Regions from separate parts of the Mus musculus genome. Here region 2 is linked to region 1. A link is a loop called in an ENCODE intact Hi-C map of the cell type or tissue named here. Cell type or tissue: gastrocnemius. All regions are shown on one strand. Links, peaks and the distances in the headings refer to the core of each region. The heading gives the core; the rest is flanking DNA. Region 1 has its middle 6.2 kb from the start of Mecom. Region 2 holds the start of Gm52621 (a long non-coding RNA gene).

What was found. Peaks named below come from ENCODE experiments on the same cell type or tissue, not always from the same donor. Only the 100,000 strongest peaks of a DNase experiment are listed, where the experiment ranks them.
Region 2: a loop joins it to region 1, with 4 times the contacts of the local background. A loop is called at or near these places in 8 of 42 quality-filtered maps.

The regions. Positions count from the first base shown.
Region 1 is chr3:30,510,013-30,521,916 of GRCm38, forward strand. No RefSeq gene overlaps it. Among named protein-coding and RNA genes, the nearest start is that of Mecom, 6.2 kb to the left of the region's middle. In gastrocnemius, for the core only: a CTCF peak has its summit at 5,217 (motif pointing left); DNase peaks (open chromatin) are centred at 2,641, 4,164, 4,528 and 5,207; H3K4me3 peaks cover 2,408 bases; H3K27ac peaks cover 1,393 bases.
Region 2 is chr3:29,993,840-30,005,743 of GRCm38, forward strand. It overlaps Mecom (MDS1 and EVI1 complex locus), which reads right to left. Exons shown (of 16, transcript NM_001370769.2): 4 at 3,807-3,909. It overlaps Gm52621 (a long non-coding RNA gene), which reads left to right and starts at 2,454. Exons shown (of 3, transcript XR_003954598.1): 1 at 2,454-2,654; 2 at 5,743-5,904; 3 at 6,251-6,408. In gastrocnemius, for the core only: CTCF peaks have their summits at 3,460 (motif pointing left) and 5,368 (motif pointing right); no DNase peak of the experiment used is centred there; H3K27ac peaks cover 1,015 bases.

The DNA of each region.
Region 1 (11,904 bases), core at 1,407-9,406:
AGTCAATAAGCCTGCATTATAATTATTATTAATGTTTTCTCCACCATAAATTACATTGTCTGTAGGGGAACCGAGCGGAGGAGGGAAAAAAAACTTTAGGATAAATCTTTCCGTCTACACAAGAACTAGGCTGAGGACTGGACCGTGAACGTGTTATCAGAAGGCGAGAAGCATCTTGAACTTCAGAGCTCTGCCCTTGCTGCCGCTCTCTCCTTCTGAAGTTCCTGGGGCTTCCGCTTTGGATGAATAACCGGTTCTCGATTTTAGCTGTAATACCAACGGTAGCTGCCATCCTAGGAACATTTCAGTAGTCTGTTTCCATCAAGTAGCAACAATCGCCCTTGATGCCCAGGTCCCGCCGGGCTGAACATTTGACATCCAAGACCTCCTGCCTTGCCTAAGGTCGGCCGGCACCTTCCGGCCTCCTGCTGCTACCCAGCCCGCCTGCCATTTCCACTCACTCACTGAAACCTACAACCTCTGGGGTCACCAGAAGGAGGAAGGGGGGAAATTCCATACGCATACCTAGAAAATACAAAACGTACATTGTTGAAATGTGCCTAATTACAGAATTTACTAATGAAGTGTGCAGGCAGAAATGAAGGCGCAAGGGGTTAGGTGTGTTCAAGGTATGAATCACTCCCAACTCAGTATGGATTTTTCTTAGTACAACCTTCTTGCATTAAACAGTTGTGTTCAATACCTTCCACGTGCTATTTATGTCTCCATTAATATCTGCTGCAAATCCTGCCAGACACCATAAAAGAAAATTGCCATCTTTTCCGTGCGGTGCTGCTACCATCCTAAAACTCAAGTCGGAAGAAGCAGGAAAGTCCTGGTCTCTCCTCTGAGAGAGCAAGGACGAGCAGGGTTGTTGGGAACTCAGTTGCACCTGTTGGTATTCATTTAGTTTGAGCTCAGACTGCGGTTGTGAGAGAGCGAATATCTAGGTTCAATTCCCAGGGGCTTCGGTGGCCAAGCTTACAGGACCTACCTCATCTAAGAATACCCACCACCTTTCCCTCCCCAGAGCTGTGTAATTCCAGGAGCATTCAGACATAAGATACAGGTCCCTAGAGAACCAAGCTACAGCTCCCAAGGGAGACAGATGTGTAACCTTGAAATATGAGGGAGAGACAGGGGAAGTAAAGGAGGAAATGGCAGAGAACCGGAGTGAAAACAGCTTCCAGAGGAGAAAATGCTGGAGCCCACACACACATGAATCCCAGGGAATCCTGCCATCTCCATCTCCCCTCCCCCACAGAGGCACCTGGGATTTTACAAGACCTACTAGAGCTCTAGTGGCCTACTGCATGCAGGTGTATGTGTGTGTGTGTGTTGGTACTTTTAATATGTGCAAAGCTACTACTGCTTGTATGGATACAGGTCTACTACTCTAAAAATCTTCCCCAAAATCTACTAGCTACTCTGTTTAGGAGCGACCTCCTTCTGACCAGCAAATGTTCTCCTAGGAAAGGGGGTGTGAGGTTCTAGAGTTTTGCAGAGGTCAGATTCTTTAGGGAAAAGTTCTAGGCGAACAAACAAGGGCTTCATACAGCAGCTTCTCGTCTGTAAGAGACTTTGTGAGGAGCATTACTTGGGCCAGAACACAGGGGACAACCCAAGAGGATCCCAGCTCTCAGCACCTAGAATTGTTTGCCCCCCGCCCCCATCCCCAGAAAGTGGAATTCTCCAGGGCCTGGCACCTGGAGACAGCAGAGTATCTTAGAAAGAAAATTCAAGGTGGAAGATTTCATTTTGCTGGCCACCCTGTGGAGAATAAAAGCAAAACATAGATGTGGGAAGCAGCCACCCTCCTTTCTCACCTCCCCATCCACCCTTCTCACTTCCCCAGTTCCGTTCGCCTAGCCCCCAAGGAGTCTGCCAATACCTGAGTTGGATCTGGTGGAAGTTTTTAAGAAAGGAAGGGACCATGTTGCCAAACTCCGAGATTAAGAACAAGACCCACTTGGACTCTGGACTTATTTGCGCTTTGAAAGAATAAATCTTGTGGCTGACTGTAGGGTAGGGTGGTTTCAGTAAAGGGCGAAAGACAGAACCGAATCAACAGTCTCCAAATCACCAGATGCAAAGATCTGTCTTTTAAACTTTTACAGAAAGTTGGGATATTAGGGCAGTGGTAGGTGGCTGGGGTACCCACTCCTTCTGGCGTTTAAAGTCCCCGTCCTCATCTTTCAGTGAACTGGTCTTTTACAAAGGTCTTTCTAAAATTTCAGCAGAAGTGGTTGAATCCGGCTTCTTGTAACTGCAGTAGCAAATACAGTCTTTTGTGTCCTCAGGCCGAATCAGTATGAAAAGACGTGTCACCTTTCTTCAAAACATAAAAAAGTAAATTAACTAAATCAAAGGAGTCATAATATTTTTTTTCAACTTCGAAGCTAATTTCTTTTCTTTCTCTTTCTCTCATTCTTTTCTTTCACTGTCTCTTGTTTCCTGCCCTAAGTGTGCAGTAATTAAAAAGCTATGTTGATAGTTCAAGTGTGCTCAACCTGATGGAGCGAATGCCCTCAGATGGCTGTGGACCTTCACCGCCGGCTATGAGGTGGTTCCCTGCGGCTGCCCCAGCGGATTCTCATTCCCTGTCAAGTCCACCTGTCCCCAGTCCCAGGCGTGAGATCACAGCAGGTGACTTTCTGTTGCCACCTCTGGAGTTGCTAACACCTCTGACCACAGATCTAAGCAGTCCAGGAAAAGGGGGGGGGGGCTGACAAACTGGTGAAGTTGAAGCTGCTTTCTCTGTCCCCACACGCGCCTTTCCTTCTGCTCGAATTCGTTTCCTGGGGGACAGACTTAGGACAGACTTAGGACAGACTTAGGACAAGTTTTTCTTGCCTTTCCTTCTATGGAAACTGGCATTCTGGAAGTGGTGACAACTTGGAAAAATTCATGAGCTTAATAACTGTTTGGGTTTGTTTGGGATGTGTGTGTGTGTGCACATGTGTGTTGTTTCCCCGCCCCACCCCCGTCCTTCCTTTCTTCCTTTCTTTGAGCAGAAATGGGGAGATAGAGGTAGGAGTGGAAAGGAAGACAAACTATTGAAAAGGAAGAGGCAGGTCAGTATTCCTCTTTCCAACTGTGTCTTTAATTAATGCTAGAAACAGCAAGGAACCGGAAATGTTTTTTTTTCCTTTCCTGGCACTATAATTGAGCCAACCCCACAGTACCTTTAGAAGAAAGTTTGAATTCTTTATGGAGGTATTTCTTGGCCTATTGTCTTTGTGCAGTGAACTCTACATGCTATTGAATCGAAACCTACATTTGCCTGGCTACCAGAAAGATTAATTTAATCATTGTAATGTAATTATTAATACTGTTTACCCAACGCTGAGTTTCAGGTTGGCTGTTAAGAAATTAAACTCTCGCTGGGTGACCAGAGGTAGGCAGGAGTCTCTTCATGTTGAAATGAAACAGTTCTCTTTATTTAGTCTCAGAGTCCAGCTTTCGGCCAGGGGTTCAATTAGCCAAAATGGAAACAATTTTCATTCATTGCAATAACTCTCTCGTTCTGGGGATCGCTTTCAAAATATACACTTTATTATTATACGCTGACCTCGGTGGCGTGGTGTGGCAATAAAAGAAAGAGGCAGGGAGATCTATCTAGCCCCCTTGGGCTATAATTATTAGAAATTAATTGGGTTCAGGACCCTGGGTAGCCTAGCTAAATTAATAGCTTGTCTGGTGGTTTAAATCCGAATTTTCAGTCCACAGGAGAGAAAGGGAGAGCGTCACAGACATGAAATGCAGACCCAAGGGACGCCTGAGTTTACTTGCAAGACACTCATCTATTAAACAGTATCCAGAATACATTGGAGCTGGGGAGAGGGGGCCGGAGTAGGAGGGGGTGGAGGCGACCAGAAAGAAGAAAGCAGTAAAGACCAGGAGGGAGGCTGAGAGTGTACAGAAAGGTCTCGAGTTGATTTTATTCGATTTTTCTTGTCTGCATTGTTTTCGGGAGGGGTTGCATTTAGGGGTTAAAATCAAAAATAAAGATCCCGTGCATTCGGAGCTGTCGTACTGGAGTAAAAGTGAAAAGGGAGCCTTAGGCAAAAGGAAATTACTGCGAGCCCGCGTGACCTTTCAGGGAGGTAATCAATCAAGTGATCAACAGGGATATTTATCATCGCTATATAGGACGACTTCGGCCGGCAAGGGCGGGGTGGGGGTGGAGGGGAGAAGGAGAGGGTGGAGACACGCGTACATTCACACACTCGCGAAAGTTTGAACAAATCCGATGGGTCTCGAGACAGAACACACGGAAGCTTTTGGAAATGTTCAGACTCCCAATTCTGTTTGACATCCTCCGAACGAGAAACGAGAAACGCACACTTTCGTGGGTTTCGGCAAGGGCTGAGACTCGTATCCCCTGCCTCAGCCCGTTATACGAAAAGGTGTTAACTCTCAATCGCCAGTCCGGCTTGGCCTTGAATACGAAGCTACTGGCGGGGAAATCCGCGCTTCGCACCGCTGCAAGGCGAGAGCCGGGGCGCCTGCTAGGCTTTCGCGTACCGTGCATCTGGCCAGCGGCGAGGGGGATGCAAGGTCGTCCCTCCCAGCTGCATGCAGACCCCGCGACTTATAGTCTCCTCTTCCTACGAAATCCTTGCTCTGCAGCGCAGCCGTAATCGCGTAAAGCTGCAGGCCGGTCAAAAGCAAGCACATAAGGTTCGATCAGCGGCTGGCCTCCGCTGGCCAGCCACCTCCTCCACATTGTAAATGTCACCCTTTTGTAAATAGCGCTTTTGAGCCCAGTTTTCTTGGCAAACTGACCCTGTTCCTTCTCCCTGCAACATCCACCTGCTCCCAGAAGCCAAAAAAAAAAAAAAAAAAAAAAAAAAAAAAGGTGCGGGCTTGTAGGGAAGCGCGATGCTGGTTTTAAATCGTCACTGCATCAATCCGAACCTCCCAGGCTCCCCAGCCAGCTCGGAATGATAACGGGTTCTTTCTCAGAGTTAGTCCGCTGACAACTGGCCCTCGAGGCTGGAAGCTCCTGTACGAAGGGCCACGGATGGAGGTAATACACGCCGCCTCCACGGTGTGATCCGCGACTCACGCGGTACCCGACCGCGCCAGGGTGGCGCGGAGGCTGCTCGGGTTGGCAGCCCACGCGGAGCTCGCGCTCCCCCGCGCGTCTCTCTGGAGGCCCTCTCTGGGCTCCCGGCGCCGGGCGCGGTCTCCTCCCGCACAGCCTAGTCTGCGGCGCCCCCGCCTGGCTCTCTCCGCCGCCGCAGCTCGGAAGCTCCAGCCATGGAGGGCTCCAGCTGTGCACAGTAGCTGCCTAGGCTGGGGGTGGGACACAGCTGGGGCGCCCCAGGGAAGCGAGTTAGGGTGGGAAGGAACCCAGCGAGGAGGATTAAGACGAGAACAACTCCCGGCGCTGCTACCGGCTTAAGATCTGGAGGAGCTGCTACTCGGGCACAAATCTTTAAGTCCTGGGGGATATGGAGCCCCAGAAAGAAGCCAGACTGCTGGCGTGCAATGCCAGAGGCCCTCTTTAGATCTTTGCATTGAACAAAGAATCGTCTCGAAGAATGTTGCCAAAGTTTAATGTGCGCACGAATCACCTGGGGATCTTGTTAACATGCAGATTCGGATCCAGGAAGTCTGAGGTGAGGCTCAAGCACTCTGCGTTTCTGAGCTCACTTGCAGGTTGCGCGGATGCTCCTAGAAGCCCACCATTACTTGGACCATTACCACTATTAGAAGCTCAAAACCTCAGGGCCGGGTTAGACCGACCAACTCGAAAAGACATTTTCCCAGACGATTCACCGAAATAGTGCACTTTTGGGAAACACCACTCTTGAAAGTATCTGGCCAAGATTTCTGTCTTGTTAAATCACCTCAGCAGCTGAATCCCTGTTTCCTGCCTTAGTCGCGAAAAGGGTAGTGTCTGATTCTACTCACTTAAAACCTACACCTTCTCTGTCCTTTGTTGAAACCCGTCTCCCAGTTTTGTTGCCTTTGGATCTTAGAAGCCAAACGCCTCTAAGACCTAAAGGTTTCCCGGATCCCCCAAAAGGATGGGCAGCCCTTCCCCCATTCTCCCTCCGTTGCTTTCCAAGTCTCTGCCTTTTATTCCTCCCTGCTCTTACAGTTTTTGTTTACTCATTCCCTTCTTCGCTGTGGACATCCTGAAGGCGGCATCTTAGATTGAATTTTGAAATTTTCATCTGAAGCATGAGCATATTTCTCTCCTGCATAGCCATGTCTGCTGTTGCTAAGAGATAGCCATATTCAGATTTTATGGGCACTGTACATGAGATAAATCCTCATCCAGCAAGATCAATTCTTAAGATTTTTTAAAAAAAGAAACAAAGTCAAACATTTGACTGGCCCAGAACTTACAGAAATCCCCCTGCCTCTGCCTCCTAAATACAGAGATAAAGGTGATGACCACCACACTCGGCAGATTTTAATATCTTAAAGAGTTGATCCAACGAAGTTTCAAATATAGTATCCCATTTTAACCAACTGTGTGAATTCAGGCAAACAACTGAGTTTCTTCTTTGTATGGTTGAATAATTATGTACATCTTGCACGAATATTGTGGGGGTTAAAAATAATATACAGAACACTACGTATGGATTTTACTTTGTAAAAGAGACTTGCTCTAAACTCTGTTTTGAAAGTTAGAATAATGACAAGGATCCCTCTCTGTCTCTCTTTCTGTCTCCCCTCCTCAACGTGCCCCCTCCCCGTGTGTGTGTGTGTGTGTGTGTGTGTGTGTGTGTGTGTGAGTGAGTGTGTGAGTGAGTGTGTGTGTGAGTGTGTGTATGAGTGTGTGTGTGAGTGTGTGTGAGTGTGTGTGTGTGTGAGTGTGTGTGAGTGTGTGTGTGTGTGTGTGTGTGGTCTTGGGCTCTGTCTTCTCATTCACAGCTGTAATGGGATATTTTTTCTTTGGTCAGCGGGCTGTCTCTTCACACAGCAGAACCCAAGGGTTTGATGTATATGAAATTGCTGTAACTGGATCTTCACTTTAACATTGCAGCTTGAATGGGCACCAGTGTGTGCGTGGGTTTGGGTTACATACTCTCAAAAAATGCTGTGTGCACGAGAACTGACAAATCAGTCCCTAATACCAAGCTACTGTCAATATTCGATACAAAGAAGCTCCAGACCATCTTCCAGACAGGCTGACACAGCAGAACCCAGGAGAACCCAAACCACATGGCGAGAAGAGGAAAGGAACTGAAAGATGCTTCTCTTCTGCTCTGGCCTCACAAAAAAAAAAAGAGTCTTTCCTCACAACCCAACCAGAGAGGGTATTTGAATCAGTCTAATGTTTCTAGGTTACCCCATTCTCTGCCTGTGAGTTGAAAGCCACAAAGTAATTTCAACAGAAAGTGATTTTTAGCAAAGTAAGTTCTTTTTTCTTTCATCCTTTTAAAAATTCTGCTTTGTTTCTCTAGCCCTTTTCATTCTAACTCTCCATGAGTCTGGCTGTTGTCTTTACTTTCAATACATAAAATTATTCAGGTTAGTTCACTGGCAGTAAATAAAAGATGTGTTGTATTTTTTAACATAGAGCACTTTATTATTATTTACTCAGATACATGGTTGTGGTTAACATGAGAATGTTATCACACATAACCAAAACATATTAATTTGCTTAATGTCCTTTAAAACTTATAGTAGATTTCCACATTTTTTTAAAAGCACTTTCTACAGAATCCATGCTGAGACAGTTATGAACAAGAGTGCCTTGTAGCAAGAGTCTCAGTACTCAATAACTTAATTCTCTTGAACTGAGTCCAAGGCAGAGCTGGCAACCTTCAAATTCCTCTATAGAGTCAGAGCGTCCTAAAACCATGACAGTGTGACACAGGTGTGCCTGGGCTTATAAAAGCCAAATCACAATATGGTTATTTGCTCTGTGCTGTTTTATTAAATAATGAGTCCTCCAGGACATTAAAAAATAGGATTTGACTTACAAAAATTTGATTTATACTCACTTTCCTTGGAAAAAATAGCTATTGAGGTAACATTTTATTTTTTTAAATGGTGATACATGTCCCATTTCAAACATTTCATAATCTTTTCAAAGATTAAGGTCAAGAAGAACACCACAGCTCTGAGATTGGGAAAGCAGCAATTTCTACAGAGAGTCAGTTGCACACAGAAGAAACAGTAGGATTGACGGACTGATCTATCCACTTTGAGTTCTTTGTAGGTTCTCATGGGCAAGAGGCCCAACTGCTACTGGGCTTTGTTCCAGAGAACACAATGATCTCAATGATCATCACTAGGTGTAACTGTGAAAATCATCTCTATCAGTGCTTTTGAAAAATACTTCTTAAAACTGAGAAGAAGTCAGGCATGAGAGCGCAATCCTGTAATCTGTCTCAGCAGTGGAGAGACTGAGGTAGGACAGAAGCAAGCGCAAGCTGCCGGGGACTACACGATGAAACCCTGTCTCAAAATGAAGCAACCAGAAAACTAACAAACAAACAAACAAACAAACAAACAAACAAAAAACCAAGCAGACCTTGGGAAGAATGTTCTGTTTTGTAGAAGGATTAAATGGTTATTTTAAGAGTAGCCTGGGTATGCATCCACATAAAAATAATAGTCTGCAGGCAAAAAGTGGTGCCATCCCAGTCATCCCTAGGATTCCCTTAGCTGTCTGGAATAGGGCTGGAGCTCTGGTATTGGACGTTCATGGGCATCTTAGAAACAGTTTACTTCTGAATGTGGCCCAATGAAGCCAAGATAATGAACAGTGTTCAGATGTCTCTGTTTGGTTGTGATGATGCCCTACTGAGATGTTTATATTTGCGTGCAAAAGCTCTAAGACTGAATTGGCATGCAACCTTCTTCATCTGACTTAATGAGCCACCCAGTGCCTCACTAGCCATGCCTGGGAGCACTCAGCCTGGAGCACTGGCTCTAAGCATCTTTTTCTAGTCTTCCCTACACATCCTGGGGGACATTGTCTCTTTTATTATTTTTTTTTAACTTTTTATTGATTCTTTGTGAGTTTACCACATGAACCTTAACCCAACTCATCCCCCCAGCCCTCCATATCTGTCTTCTGCCCTTACAACCTCCTCCCAAAAGAAAACAGAACTGGAAATCAAACAATGCCCCCTCCCAGGCTCACCATGGAAACTGTCATGTTTCATGCTCTGTCACACAGTAAATACCCTTTTGTCTAAACAATTGTTCTTTTCTTGCAAATGTTCATTGAAGTGAGTTGTTGGTCTGGTTGTAGGCCTCTGGCTTCTGCTACATATTCTGCTACATATTCTGCTACATATTCTGCTAACACTGAATCCTCTCTGGGACTCCTCTCAGATCTCCTGTTGATGCCCTGTGTCTTCAAGATCTTGCAGTTTGGGTTCTGTAGAATCAGCCCTTTCACTAACTCCAGCAGTTCGTAGATGAGGTAGATTTTGCAGAGGGCCAACTCAAAGTCCTGGATGGTAGCTGGGCTGGGTAATAGCTGAATTGGTCAGCCTGAAAGCTCTCCCATGCTCACACTATGGGATGCAGTTCTTCCACACTCATGCTACCTGGGCCAGCTCTCTAGTACTGCCCAGGTGAAGGGTAGGGCCTGCTCTCCAGAGTGCTGCAGCAGTCAAGGGGCTGAGACAGCTCTCCTGCTCTCACACTCTCAGTGTAGGCTGTCTGGTGGCCAAACACCAGAGCCAGCTCTACTGTGCTGCACAAGGAAGGGGCAGGGCCTGCTCCCTAGGAGTCGTTTCTGAAGGCATAATTCTCCTACTCAGTGTAGTCAAAGGTTGGGTAAAGTGGTCCATGCCCTGCAATTCCAGAAGTCTGGGACTCTGAGACAGGAGAAGCTCAAGACTGAGGCCAGACTGTGTTACACTGTGATATTCTGTGGGTCCTCCACCCCAGATTGGCCGTTGTGTACCTGTGTCTCAGGATGAGGAGGAGCTGGGGAGCCGGGTTTCTCAAAACAGTGAATACAAAGGGTTGAATGACCAGGAAGACTGTTTCTGGGGACAGCTTGTTTATTGAAACAGACAGGGTTTTTTTTTGGGGGGGGGGGAATAAAGATAAGGGAAGGGGTGCTGCAATAGGGGGCAGGGGCCTTCCAAGTGTATCAACTAGAGTAACAGACTGCTGGTCACATGGTTTCTCAGAATCCAGTTCTCTGGCAGAGAAACAAAAGCCTAGCTGGCTTTATCATGGCAGGTGGCCTTTGTCTCTGTAGAGTTGAGCATGCCCAAGCCTGATTTGGGTAGGGAGTGACCCCACCCTAGTATGCTCTGAGAGATGTCCAAGGTATAGGCAATGCTCTACCATCCTTTATCTGGCCTGGAAACCCACAATAGCCTGTCTGGGGAAGAAAAAAAAAAAGTAAAAAAAAAAAAAATATTCAAAGCCTGCCAGCTATTCGTAAGATGCAAACCCCAAATCTTGCCTTTTAAGTTTCAGATACTCAATATCGGGAAATAGGAAGAGGTAGGGAAAACGATCAGGTACACAGCAAAAGCATAAGGAATCTTAATGTAAAGGTTAACGAGATTAACGAGGTGGCTCAATAATTAAGAACACTTGGTGCTCTTGAAGAGGACCCAAGTTTGATTCCCAGCTCACAACTGTCTTTAACTCCTACTTCAGGAGATCTGACATTCTCTTCTGTCCTCCATGGAAACCACATATGCATTACAGGAGGTTCATAGGCATATAGAGAGGCAAAACTCTCACATATATATATAAACTTTTAAAAATAAATAAATCTGCCTTAGTTACAGTATTCAGGAAGTGACTGTAGAAGAAATAAGTTTCAGGATATGTGCTGGGCATGTATTATGACAAAAGCATTTATGGATTTGTCTTGAAAAAACTAAGGAGGGGGCTGGAGAGATGGCTCAGTGGTTAAGAGCACCGACTGCTCTTCCAAAGGTCCTGAGTTCACAACCATCTGTAAAGAGATCTGACGCCCTCTTCTGGTGCATCTGAAGATAGCTACAGTGTACTTAGATATAATAATAAATAAATCTTTAAAAAAAATAAGTTAAAAAAAAAACAAAAACTAAGGAGTCTTGACAACTCTGAGTAGGGAATGGTGTCACCAGATATGTGCCTTAGAAAGACCAAGAAGACATATCCAGTGGATTACAGATTGTCCGATCACACCCAGTTTAACTGTCTACTGAAATCCAAGATAAACATCACGGGCTCCAGTATCTTGTGGCGGTAGTCCTTTAAAGCAGAAGCAACAATCATTTTCCTGTGTAATATTTGCTTTCTAAGGTGGTCTTGTCTATGCCTGTGTGATTTCTCTTCGTGGACATATAAATTCATATTGGGAATATTTGTATCTAACACTTCTTGAACCGAATTATAGCCCACATGTTGCTTAGAAGTTGTACTTTAGAAATGTAAGGACTTTTCGTTTTGAAAGAATGTCAACAGATACTCAGCCATCTCCTCTTTGAATCCTGCCTCCCTTTCAGCTTTGATGGCTTTCTTTTCTCTGATTAGGAATATGCTGAATTTTCTTCTTAGTCATAAATTCTATCATCTTTCTTATGTTTAATTCTGAATAACTTCCTCAGACTTGTATTTAAGTCCAGTGAACTCTTTCTCTAGCTGTGCCTAATAGTCTGCTTAACCTTTCTTTTCTGACTTTTATATTTGATAGCTTTAAAAATGTACTGACTATCTTTTCACAGCTTTATTGACCTTTTGTTCTGGCTCTCAAGATTAAGTTTTTAGACATTTCAGAGATGTCCCCTTTATTGGAAAGTTGTATTAGTTCAGGGGTTCTAATCCAAATCTTTGCAATATTGAGATATTGTAATCATTTCCCTGTATTTTAGAATTGTAAGATGCGGTTCACCTTTAGCGAGAGTTCCCGTATCCCCTCTCTAGAAACTGAGTTCAAAATGACTGGAAGACAGATCCTTCCAGGGA
Region 2 (11,904 bases), core at 2,291-10,290, 520 kb before region 1:
GGGGAGGGGGAGGGGAAGGGGAGGGGAAGGGGGAGGGGGAGAGGGAGAGAGAGACTGTATGACAGTGGACCCACCCATACATGTGTACACACATAGAGGTTGCTATTGTGTGTCTTACTCTACTCCTCACTGTATTTTTTCTAAAACAGGGCCTCTCGCTGAACCTAGACTCACCATTTCGATACCCTGGGGATGCCCCTGCCTCTGTCCCTCCCTTCAATGGGGTTACTGATGTGCGCAGCCATGCTTGCTTTTACATGGATGCTGAGGATTCAGACTCATGTCCTCAGGCTTGGACAGCAAACACTTTATTTACCCACTTTGCCACTCCCAACCCTGAAAGCTTTGACCAGCATTTCTCCAAGTCAAGTTAACAAGGAAAGTAAAAATAAGAAATGCGAAGGACCCCATAAGATGTCTGGGAGAATAATGCACCTACAGAGGCTACCAGGTAATCTCCCCTTCAAGTAAAACTTAGCACCTGAATCTTTGTAGGTTCTCGGGATAATGGAAGTGGTAATTGCCTTTTACTGATCATAATCTCAAGTTTCAAGCCAATCCAGGAGTTACTCATATTCCTTAACAGCTAAGTATAAGAATATATAGGTCTGATTTTCACCCAATTTTTCAGATGACAGTACTAAGGCTTAGAGCGACTAAGTAATCAGTTATGGACCCAAAAGAGAAGTGGCTGGGTCCGAACCCAAACTCACTTCTTTTCCCTAAGCCAAAGGCATGTACACAGAGGCCCTGTCTGAGGTGCAATTATGCCCATCATTGTTAGTAAACCATCAATTACCTGGAGTGCAGCACAAGGTGTTTCCAGAACTCTTTGAGGCTAATTTATATTTCTCAGGAGCCAGCGATAATTGGCATAGCTTTGTTAGATAGCAAACATGAATTTATACTTTAAATCAGTAGAGTACATAGACGGTAATAGTTGAAAATACAATGAGCTTAATGAAGTTGGTTAGAAAGAGCACTGTTCCTACTCTTTCTACTCAATGGCTGAGAACCCACACAAAAGTCCACAGGTATGACCCAAGAGGTATTGTGTATACCTCGTGATGCCTAAAAACACCCATAGTAACACCATGACACACAGACTGTTTTGTAGACCCATAACCAAGGAAGACGTTATTCTTCAGTTATTAATTGACTAAGTGTTTGGGGGAAAACATTGTAATTGCCTACTGAGTTGCCATATGCTTTGCTAGAGAATGCGTGTGCAGGAACTCAGAGGCACATGTATAGCTGCAATGCCAAGACAAATGAACACACGGGAGCAATGGGGAACTGCATAACTCAGCTAAGCTGGAGAAACTGACTCACAAAGGGCTTTCATGGGTAACACTCAGCCAGGTGGGATGGCTAGAGGGACTCACACACGTGACTCACAGAGGGGTAAGCCTGTAGCCAAGTATGCCAGGGATTTAAGGCACATGGAAGGAAGGAAGGAAGTGAAGGGACAGAAGGGCATGGATGGTCATGTTAAGAAAGGAACAGAACATCACTGGAAGTTGGGAGCTGGGATGTGTTCAGGTTTGCTTTGTAGAAGAATTCACCCATCTGCAGTGGGGCAGATCTAAGAGGAAAACTACCAAGAGCCTGCTACCATAATCCACTGGGACATGGATTTAGCTTAAATGACACCATTAACAAGGTTACAAGGGTCCAATGGCAAAGGGCTCAGGTAGCATCATCTGATTGGACGCCCAGTTACAAGGTTGGGTGTACTCTACAATCAATCTCTTCTGCCATAGAGACATCTGATTGGATGCCCAGTTACAAGGGTGGGTTACTCTTCAATCAATCTCTTATGCCTTAGAGACATCTGATTGGATGCCCAGTTACAAGGGTGGGTTACTCTTCAATCAATCTCCTCTGCCTTAGAGACAGAAATCTCAACAGGAGCAACCAAAGAAACTTTTTCCTACAGTTATAACACTGTCTTATACATTCAAGATCTTGGCTTCCAATCTCAATCAGGAGCCCATAAAGAAAGAAAACTTCCAGGCTTTAAAATGCATAGAAAAAGCCCAATATTAGACAGCAAGGGCACTACCCTGGAGGCCAACTCTACATGCTAGCCATGTGGTCTTCCTAGATAACCTACATTGCCTTAGCCTCAGTTTCTCCATCTGTGAAATTCCTCACTCAGAAATTTTAATCTGCATGTAAAAGGTTAAATAGGATAATATATGCAAAATGCACTATATCCTGCATAAAGAATGCATATGCTTTAAATTTATTTTGTCTAGAAGTAAAAAATCCAAATAACCACTTAAACATTCAGTATTTGGTTATATGTTTCAGAACAGCCTGATACATTGAAACAACATACAGCTAATGGTTCAAGGATGAGTGTGCATGTGCGCGTGCGCGTGCGCGTGCGCCTGCGCGTGCGCGTGTGCGTGCGCCTGCGCCTGCGCGTGCGCGTGTGCGTGTGCGTGTGCGTGTGCGTGTGCGTGTGCGTGTGCGTGTGTGCGTGTGTGTGTATGCCTGCCCTGGAACTCATTAGGTTAGCTAGGCAAGCCAGTCAATGTCCCAAAGCCACACGTTTCCACCTCATAAGCACTGGGACTACCTGCTACCACTCTTGGATTTTGTTAGATGGGTTCTGGAGATCAAACTCAGGCCTACAAACTTACAAGGTAAACTATCTCTCTAGCCCCAAGAATACTTTATGCTTTAATGAGTATCTTAAAACACTTAAGAGTGGAATGAGCACTTCTATTTGGACCTGAAACACCTAGAACTCAATGACCATGTACAGATGACATGGGACACCAGAGGAGCCCGTAGCATGAAGCATGCTGTACTGTCTAAGAAAGGCCAGACTCCCCATTCAGGCTCAAACTTTACCAGGTTGACCGGGAAGTCTATATTTCTAAAAGCAATTTCAATGTCAGACTTCCAAAAGGGAAACACATGCCCCAAAGACATTCCCAAATCACCATAATACTTTACAAACAAACAAAATGGAGCCCAACTACAGGGGATACCACTTGAGTTAAAATAACTAGGTTTGAAAGCAAAAGGTCTCCCTCGAGTCACTGGAGACTGGCCTCTAACTCAAGTATTTTTGGTTCAACATACAGTGTTGAACCAAATCACATTATATTAGGAGACAGGAACTGGAAGGAAAAGAAAACAACTCACCTCCATGACACACAAGCAATCAAGATTTTGCTCTCACAGAGACACTTTGCCAGTAATAGAAATACACATGGGAGAGACAGTTGGTATTTGAAGAAAGATCCAAGCCTGGCTACTTATGGTGACTCTCAAGAAGTGAAAAGAGAAGGCTGGAAAGATGTTCGGTCGTTAAAAGCACCTGATGCTCTTGCAGAGGACCTGGGCTCAATTTCTAGCACCCACATGGTGGTTCAAAATCGTGTATCACTCAAGCTAATGGGATCTGACGCCCCCTTCTGGCTTCTGTAGGCACTGCGTGTACATTGTGCGCATACAGCCATGCAGCCAGAACACTCACGCACTAAACAACAAACTCTTTAGAAAGAGTGGAAAGATTCTTACAGAGGGAATTGTAACCAAACTTAAAGTGATGCTCTTGATCAAGCTTTCAGGTTTTTCATTATGTATACTTCAGCTTAGACCTCAGCTAACTGCTTTCTCCATCAATGTAGCCACATGTCAACTCCAGAAAATATCCATTCTGAGATAAACATGTCTGCCAAAATGGCACTGTGCAGCCAAGGAAGTAAAGGAAGAAACCACAGGTGCGAAGGACCCTCTTAGACATGCTGCTCTTGAAACCACTGCGCCTGGCACTCAGCACTCACCGTGGATGTCAGGCGCCATGGGTTCGTGCGGGTCCTCTTCACTCTTCATGAACAGCAAGAGCTCTTCCCCAGGCGCAATGTCTGCGACTACTCGGTAGAATATCTTCAAAGAGCAGGCACAGGTGGCAGGAAAGACAGACATGAGCAAACGTTAACAAAAGGCAGGATGCACCAGGGCAGCTTTAAATTTTCTCCTATTTTCATAAACATATTCCCCTTTATTTTTATTTTTACCAAAGGAAATGGTAATTTCTGTTTTATTAACTAAGAGAAGAAAATAATCTCCTTGTTGGAAAAAAAAAATCTCTCAAGGAGTTTACAAGACATTTCCAAATCCTAGCTAGTATACACACAAAATTTCATAATGTGAGTTTGCTGTGTTACCTATAATCTACATATGTTTAGAAAAGAACTTTTCCATCCTTGAATTCCTCAAAGCACCTAGCAGGCCACGTCTTTGCAAAGCTTAACACTCCTGGCTGTCCTGTCCGGCAGTGCCCTAGCTAACCCGGAGGGGCCCCTGCTTAGCAAAGGATCCTTTCTCTACAACAGACTCCAAAGGGAATGGCTGATGGATCGTAGCAAACTCAACAGCTATGGTCTCTGAAGAACAGAATCATTTTTCCCAAACACCACTCTCTGCTTCCACCGATGCAAAAGGTGATCCCCTACCTAGTCCCTGACCTTGTGCCCCAGCTCCCGATTGCAGCTCCCACATGCAAGCACTGTGCCTCCTGTTCACTCTGTGATCTGGCTGCTGATTTGGGTTCTTTTGCCCTGGCTTTCTCGATAAGGCAAGACAGACAGGAAAGACTTAATAAATCTGCTACTAGTGGGTTGGGGAAGCTGTGTGAAGAATCATAATCTGAAATATCCAAGATCTACTACCTACCTTTCCTAAGAGCTCAGTGACAGAGAAGCCGTGACCTCCTGTGTGTTTAGGCTCCGGACTTTTATCACGGATAAATGACACATTTAATCACAGATATCTTCAAGATATGTATTTACCTTACCACCAGAATGCTATCAATCATTTGTCTTATCCGGAGGTTATTTATTAAATAACAACTCTATAATCAAGTGGAGGTTTGGGGGGGGGGGATAAAAGAGAAGCTATACTGCACCTCGTAAACACTAAAACTTTTAGCCCTGTGAACCATCAGTGTGCATCGGCCCTATGTCTTTTCTCACACTTTCATCTTGCTCATGGTAACCTGTATTCTATTTTCCTGTTACCACACACCAATACTTCTACTAGCTAAACCTTAAATAAACAAGACTGCACTCCATCCCTATTATTCTGAACACCAGGACAAATGTAGGAGGAAAAAAATATATATAAAACAATAGGGAAGACAACTGCAACCAAGAAATTGGAAGAATAACCTGAAGAAAATGTTTGTTCATTTAAGACCAGCTTTGGACTGGCTCTGTGTCTGCTAACCAGGACTGTTTGGTTGTTTCAAACTGAGGAAATCTGTGTAAACTGGCTTATAAGATAAATGGAAATATTCCTCTATTTTTATATTTAACTATTTGTGTATCCTTTGAAATGCTAGAGGGCTTCAGAGAAGTATGCGCCTCTTTCTTCCAGTAGGTGGCTCTAAACTCCAGTTGGTAGTGATGGTGGTGGTAGTGGTGGTAGTGGTGGTGGTGGTGGTGGTGTGTATGTGTTTCTATAAAAAGACCAGAGCACAGAATTATGTGAAATTTAGGTATATTCAATGAATAATATTTTCTGCTTAGTCTCTTCCATGTTAAAATGAAGCTTTCTTTATTCATTAGTAGTTAAGCTAACTTAACTTCCTCTATATTGGCCATCAGAAAAGAGTGCTGAACACTGCTGTAATACAACCTGAGATTCTTTTATTTGTCTAAAAGTGAAATCTAGACTATTATAGAACAGGATTCTTCTACTGAAGTTTCTATTTTAAAGGGAAACGCAAAGCAGAACATGGTCACCTTGTACCCAGAGCCTACCCATCACTCTCCAGGGCCTCACAGGCAGAGGAGAGAATCCTGCTCATGAAGTTAACAGATGAAGATAATATCACTGTGCCCGTGTGCCTTCCTCCTTACACCTTTGAGTTAAACATGGGTAAGTACCCCGCTTCCTTCTTGAGTCCATTTCCCCTTAGAAAACAATGGCTTCTCTCAGCAGTTTGAATCACCTCTGTCCTGGCATCTCTTACACGTTTAACTTATTAGCTTCCTTTCCAACAGCATGCTAACATTTGAATCGTGACACATTCGGACTTTTCAGTCGCTTCTCAGAAACAGTGAGGTTAAAAAGACAAAGCACAGCAAGACGGTCAAAGAGAAGGATTGTATTGGCTGAGGAACGCTTCCCAGACACACATGTCAGGCCACTTTAAGAAAGTATTATGATATCATGATTTCTTTCCAGTCCTCTATTAATCATGTCTCTTTTAATTCCATTTTAGATTTACTCAATCCAATGTGAGCAGTCCAAGGAACAAAAGAAAATGATAGATACACTGCAACTATATATTATGAAGACAATTCTCTTTGCCGGGACATAGATCACTCCTGTAATTACCCTTTAAGTGTCCAGATTGTCATGTGAAGAATATTGAGTGCATAAAATATAAAAGACATGGAAGAGTGTTGACGTTGGCTTTATTTACTGGAGGTAAAAGGTGACATTCCAGGCCATGAAAGGCAAGGCAAAGCAGAGTGGATTTTAACTTCAGGGTGTTCTTTTCTATTTTAACTGAATTTTTATGGTGCTCATGAAACTGGGGTTTGAAAAGAACTGGCAAGCGCCAGTCATAACGAGGGCAAATTCTGGGCATGCTTCCCCATGCAGCAATAAGAATGTGCCTCGAAGTCGCACCCTCCACACCCTCGAGGGTCCGGTCTTCCACTCAAGGTGTTTCTGCCCCTGTGGTCCTTGCTGTCTGCCATTCCCTGGGATCTTAGAAGACCCACATTCAAACTCCATGGCCTTTTCTAATTAGAATGGCACCAAAGTATAATTCAAATACTTGAGCCCAGATATGCCTACGACAATAGAAATATACTATCAAGCTTTTGACATGTGAGAGAAGTCCTATAATACAAGACAAAATGGCTTTTCTTTTCCTTTTTTTTTTTTTTTTTTTTTTTTGTTTCCCCTCAAACTGAATTACATGGGAAAACGATGGGAGACAACCCTGAATGAACCTCCTCCTTCAGGAAATGCTGTGTCTCTATTCTCAGGAAATGCTATGTCTCTCCTTTCGAGTTATAAAAACATCTTGTGGTAAATAAGAAACTGACAGCGTCAGGAGTGGTGTGTGCAGGCGCTTACCGGTGTGGATGCTATAGACAGCCCGCCTTTAAGACCAGGGCATCCCCAGAGACTTGGCTGCACTGCAAGCCTGTAAACCCTGTGTCATCTGAGTTATGCAGCAGAAGAAAATACACTACTTTTCTGGGGTTTGTGCTGTGGAAAAAAATGGGAGTTGATTTGTCTGCTAAATTCCATAAAAGAGTTAACAGTTCTCCTTCCCCATTGTAGTTGTGTGGAAAAACTTAACTGGATCCAAAATTAAAATGTCCTAGGGTTTGTGATGAATTCAATACAAGTACAGAAATATTAAGTATTCAGAAAGAAGTTTCAACCAAGACAAAAGTTGTTTCTCTCTCTCTCTCTCTCTCTCTCTCTCTCTCTCTCTCTCTCTCTCTCTCTCACTCACTCATAAAGACTATGCTAAAATGAAAGGTAATCCCAGCACATAGTGGAAAGGCAGAAGAATGGTTCTTGCAGTTTGGGAGACAGGAACATGGAAATTCTAATATAATAATTGTGTTATTGAATATCTCAAACTCAATCGAATTATTACATATCTCAAACTCATTGATCTCTCTAGAAATCTAAATTTGATACATGATACTAAAATTCAGAAATAGATATTAAGAAAATGACTGAGTTTTCCATACAGTTAAACTTTTTCATAACATAAAAATTTAATTTTTCTAGCATACGGATAGACTGGTTTTTTTTTTTCTTTTCCAAAAAGCATGACTGATATCTTGGACTTCTGAATTCTTCAACTTAAAAAACTAAGGGTCTATAGCACTTATTTTACTAACTGACTTTGCCATAGTCTTTTATCACCAACTCTCATTGTATTTCCTCTCACTAGCAAAATTGATGACTCTTCAAAAAGAATCCTTAATTGTTTACATAATTGAAAAACAAGATGAAAAATAGTCAACATTGTTCTCCTTCATTATTAGTGACATTTATTGCTTAAGCATAAGTATACTTGTAAATGGGCATCACTTACTATAGATATAGTTATTATAATTAATATATTTTAAGCAAACTCTGAAACCAATTCTAATGCAAAAAAGCAAGTCCACAAGACAATACAAAGAATTTTTTAAAAATAGCAGTGGTATGGACAGAAGTCAGCCAATTCTAAGATTCTAGAGATCAACTGTCACTCAGTATTACACATAAATAATTTTTACTAAGACATATTATGTACTTTACATGTGACATCTAATAAGCAAAGTTCATATTTTCAATGAATTTAAAATTTTACATAAACTATTAACAATCATATGCATTAATTGTTAATGTGTAATGACCAGATTAACTCTAATTGTGCTTGATATAGGCCACAATTAATTATATATTATGTTTTTTATATATATATATATATACATACATACATATATATATATATCTTATATAAAAATAAAATGAGAATTAACATTAAGTACATGTCATTGGATGCTTAGTTCCTTCAGTTTCTTTAGCTCAAGAAGGCCACACCACAGAGGGTAGAGATGCTCAAAAGCATTCTGAGAAGAGTTAAGAGTCCACAGAAGGCTCTCAGACTAATTCAATTTTGTCAAGGCCTCTGTCCAACCAAATCTGCCATCAAGATAACGATATTTCCATTTGCCCTTACAAAAGGTAAAACTACGTTCTTATTCATTATTCTGCAGAAGAGAAAATTTAAGAATCTTTCAGAACAGCTTTGCTGATAATCTACCACACTTGGGTCACCTCAAAGTGTTATGTTTGTACTATTGACTTAGAAGGTAAACCGGTGTCCAGGAGAAAAAAAGAAACAAAATAAACCATTTACTCTTTAAAAGATGAACAAGGCCTCATTGTTATGGTTTTCCGTTTATGTCTCTGGTAAAGCACTGGAAGTTTTATTTATGCATAATATTCTGCACTTGGCATGTTTAAAAATGACAGAAGTGTGAATTATGAGTGACCTGCAACCTATTCAGGAAGTTCTAATAATTGAAATAATAGAGAAATATACTCCCTGCAGAATCTATATGAAAAATCAGCTTTTTCAGACTATCACTGTTTTTTTCCCCTTTCAAGCTGTCAGTTGATTTCTCCCTCCTCCAACTCCTAATGTTTGGCTGGAGTGCTTTATTCTTCTATAGCTTCATTCAAAGGACCACGCAGGAGCAGGGAAAGCCAAGTGGAACTTGTGTATTTGGAAGTGGCTGGGAGGGAGTCTGAGTGACAGTGTCCATGTCTAAACAGAGTCAACATTTGGTGGGAACATAGCTCTCAGTCTTGGTGCTGCAGAGACAGCCTGGGCTCATACACCATATGTATATACACTTGACCATCCCAAGAAGCACAGCCTAGACCCCTCATCTACCCCTAGAGCAATGTGAGAAACCCTAACTCAAGAAAGCTATAGTGAAGTCAAGCTTTTGACCTCTGGATAAAAAGATCCCAGTGTACATTCTGAGTCTAATTTTACAGGGAGGCAGAGAAGCATCTTTGGAAGACAGACATGGGCAGCCAGGAAATAAGCCCTCCCAACAGAATGTTAGCTTTATCATGGTTAAGCCTTGCATAAGCCATACACCCTTTAGTTTCTCCAAACAGAAGGTGTTCTGCATCTATCTTTATAGCCACAGAGAAAAATCAAGACATAGGGGATTGGAATGGATAGAGGTAGCCTTGTGTCCTCAAGCTTGCCTGGCATGTATGAAGCCCTGAGGTCAATCCATGTGCCTAAAATAAATAATTGCATTAATACACACACACACACACACACACACACACACACACACACACACACACACACGAGACAAAGTGGGGTTTCCCTCTTTTAAAAACATCCAGTAGAAAACATCATTGAAGTTTTTTTTTTCTTCTATGCATTCTCAACTCATTATTAATACTATGAGAAAACAGCCAAATATAATTTAATGAATTAAAGAAGACAAATTTGATTTCGGGTTTAGTTTCTATAAAAAGAAAAGAGCTGAAGAGCCACTTAGTGTGCCTTTAGAGCTGTTTACCCAGTGTAGAAGCCTGCACCAATATCTGAACTAATGTCTCAGGATCTCCCCCACAGGGCCCACAAGGAAGGTGCCTGTGTAAGGAAAGGGCTTACACATATTGACTTTTTTTTTAATCCTATGTAAACCAATTGAACATTCCAAGTCTTCTCTGAAGCTTTGGCAAAAGTGCCACAGTCTCATTACAAAGAAGCTAAAGATCATCTCTGGATGGTGTCCTTCCAAGTTGGAGGCATTTCTTATGCCCTTGACCACCAAGTTCTCCTTGGTGGCTTGTGAAACCTGCTGATGACCACCTTTCTGGCTTTGTACCAGAAAGAGCTAGAATCTCCTGAGTGCTTTATGTTTTCAGCTCTTCCTGAATGAAAGATGATGCAAACATTGATTATTAAAAATGTACACGTGATGTAGCAGGTGACTTTCAATTTAATATGGCATAATACTTTAGGTCACCATTTTCAAGGCACAGTGTCTGTGATTCCCAGTGAAAGGCTCCTGTATGTATTGTGCCACCATCATGGTCTGAGCATTATAGACAGGAAGGGAGGTGGGACTGTTTTTCTCATGCAAATATCAAACAGCAAACTATGTCCGAGGCAGTTTCATCTTAGGGTAAAGGAAGCAACTTATCAGGCAGATAGCATCCTCCAGGGTCAGCTCGCACGCTGCACTCAAAGCTGGTCCCTGGGTACTGCCAGCTGGCATTCATCTTAAAACAGCAGAGTACAACTTTGGTATAAAAGTAGGATTTGACTTAAAAGCAAAGCAAAGCAAATGCCCAAAGCCAATAATAACTTTAACATCAAAAGAAAGCATAGGGAACGTGGACAGAAATCCTTGTAGTGGAGGAGAAATTAACAAATTACCTGACAGTGGAGGCAAACATATTCTACAAAGTGGGGGGAGCCGAGGGAGCTTGCCGTTCTCTACACTCGGAGCTTTTGGCCTCATTGTTTTTGCACCGTGTATATTAAGTGAATGTTGAAGGAAAGTGGATTTTCCTCTCCTCAGTAAAAGGCCAAAGAAAATAAGTTAATAATTGAGCCCATAATAAGCTTGCAATAACAACACTGTTCTAGTGTCAGGCAGTCCGATAGCATCACTCATATGAGCCTGAGCAGAGTGGAAGCGGGTGTGCCAAATCAACCATGATCGTCCTGGAAGCAGTTAAAAGTTTATAAGGTAAAGCACAAATGAGAACAATGCCCATTCCAACTGAAAACACTGCAGAGTCTTGCTGCCATTCATTAACCACCAGGGAGCTGGCAGGATCGCCTAAGTGAATTCTGCCTTCGTATTCTTTGTGGGGCACACATTCTTCTATATCTCGTTGCTTCAGAATGGACAACAGGCATTGGGTAATCTCTTATTAACGTGTTTCTTTTGATTGAGAGGCAACAGTAGACTTCTCTCATTCTAAATACCAGCTGACAGGAGCCAGTTTAAAAATGAAAGTACTTATCACTTTGGGTAAATGACAAGGTTAACAATACCTTGGCTGCCTGAGAGCTTTCCTACATTTGAGGACCATGTGAGGGCAGGAGAGAATTCAAATGACTATGTTCCTTTCCATGATGCAGAATCCTAATACACACACACACACACACACACACACACACACACACACACACACACACACACACAGACAGACAAAACATCCTACAGAATATGCCTAGGTCATTCTGATCACCATAATAGAAAGACTGGCTTGGTTTTCATCTGAAAGATCAACTTATGTGTACTGAGTATTAATGGCCTCTCTCAGGGAAATTCAAAGAGTCTGAGTTTTCGGGGGTGG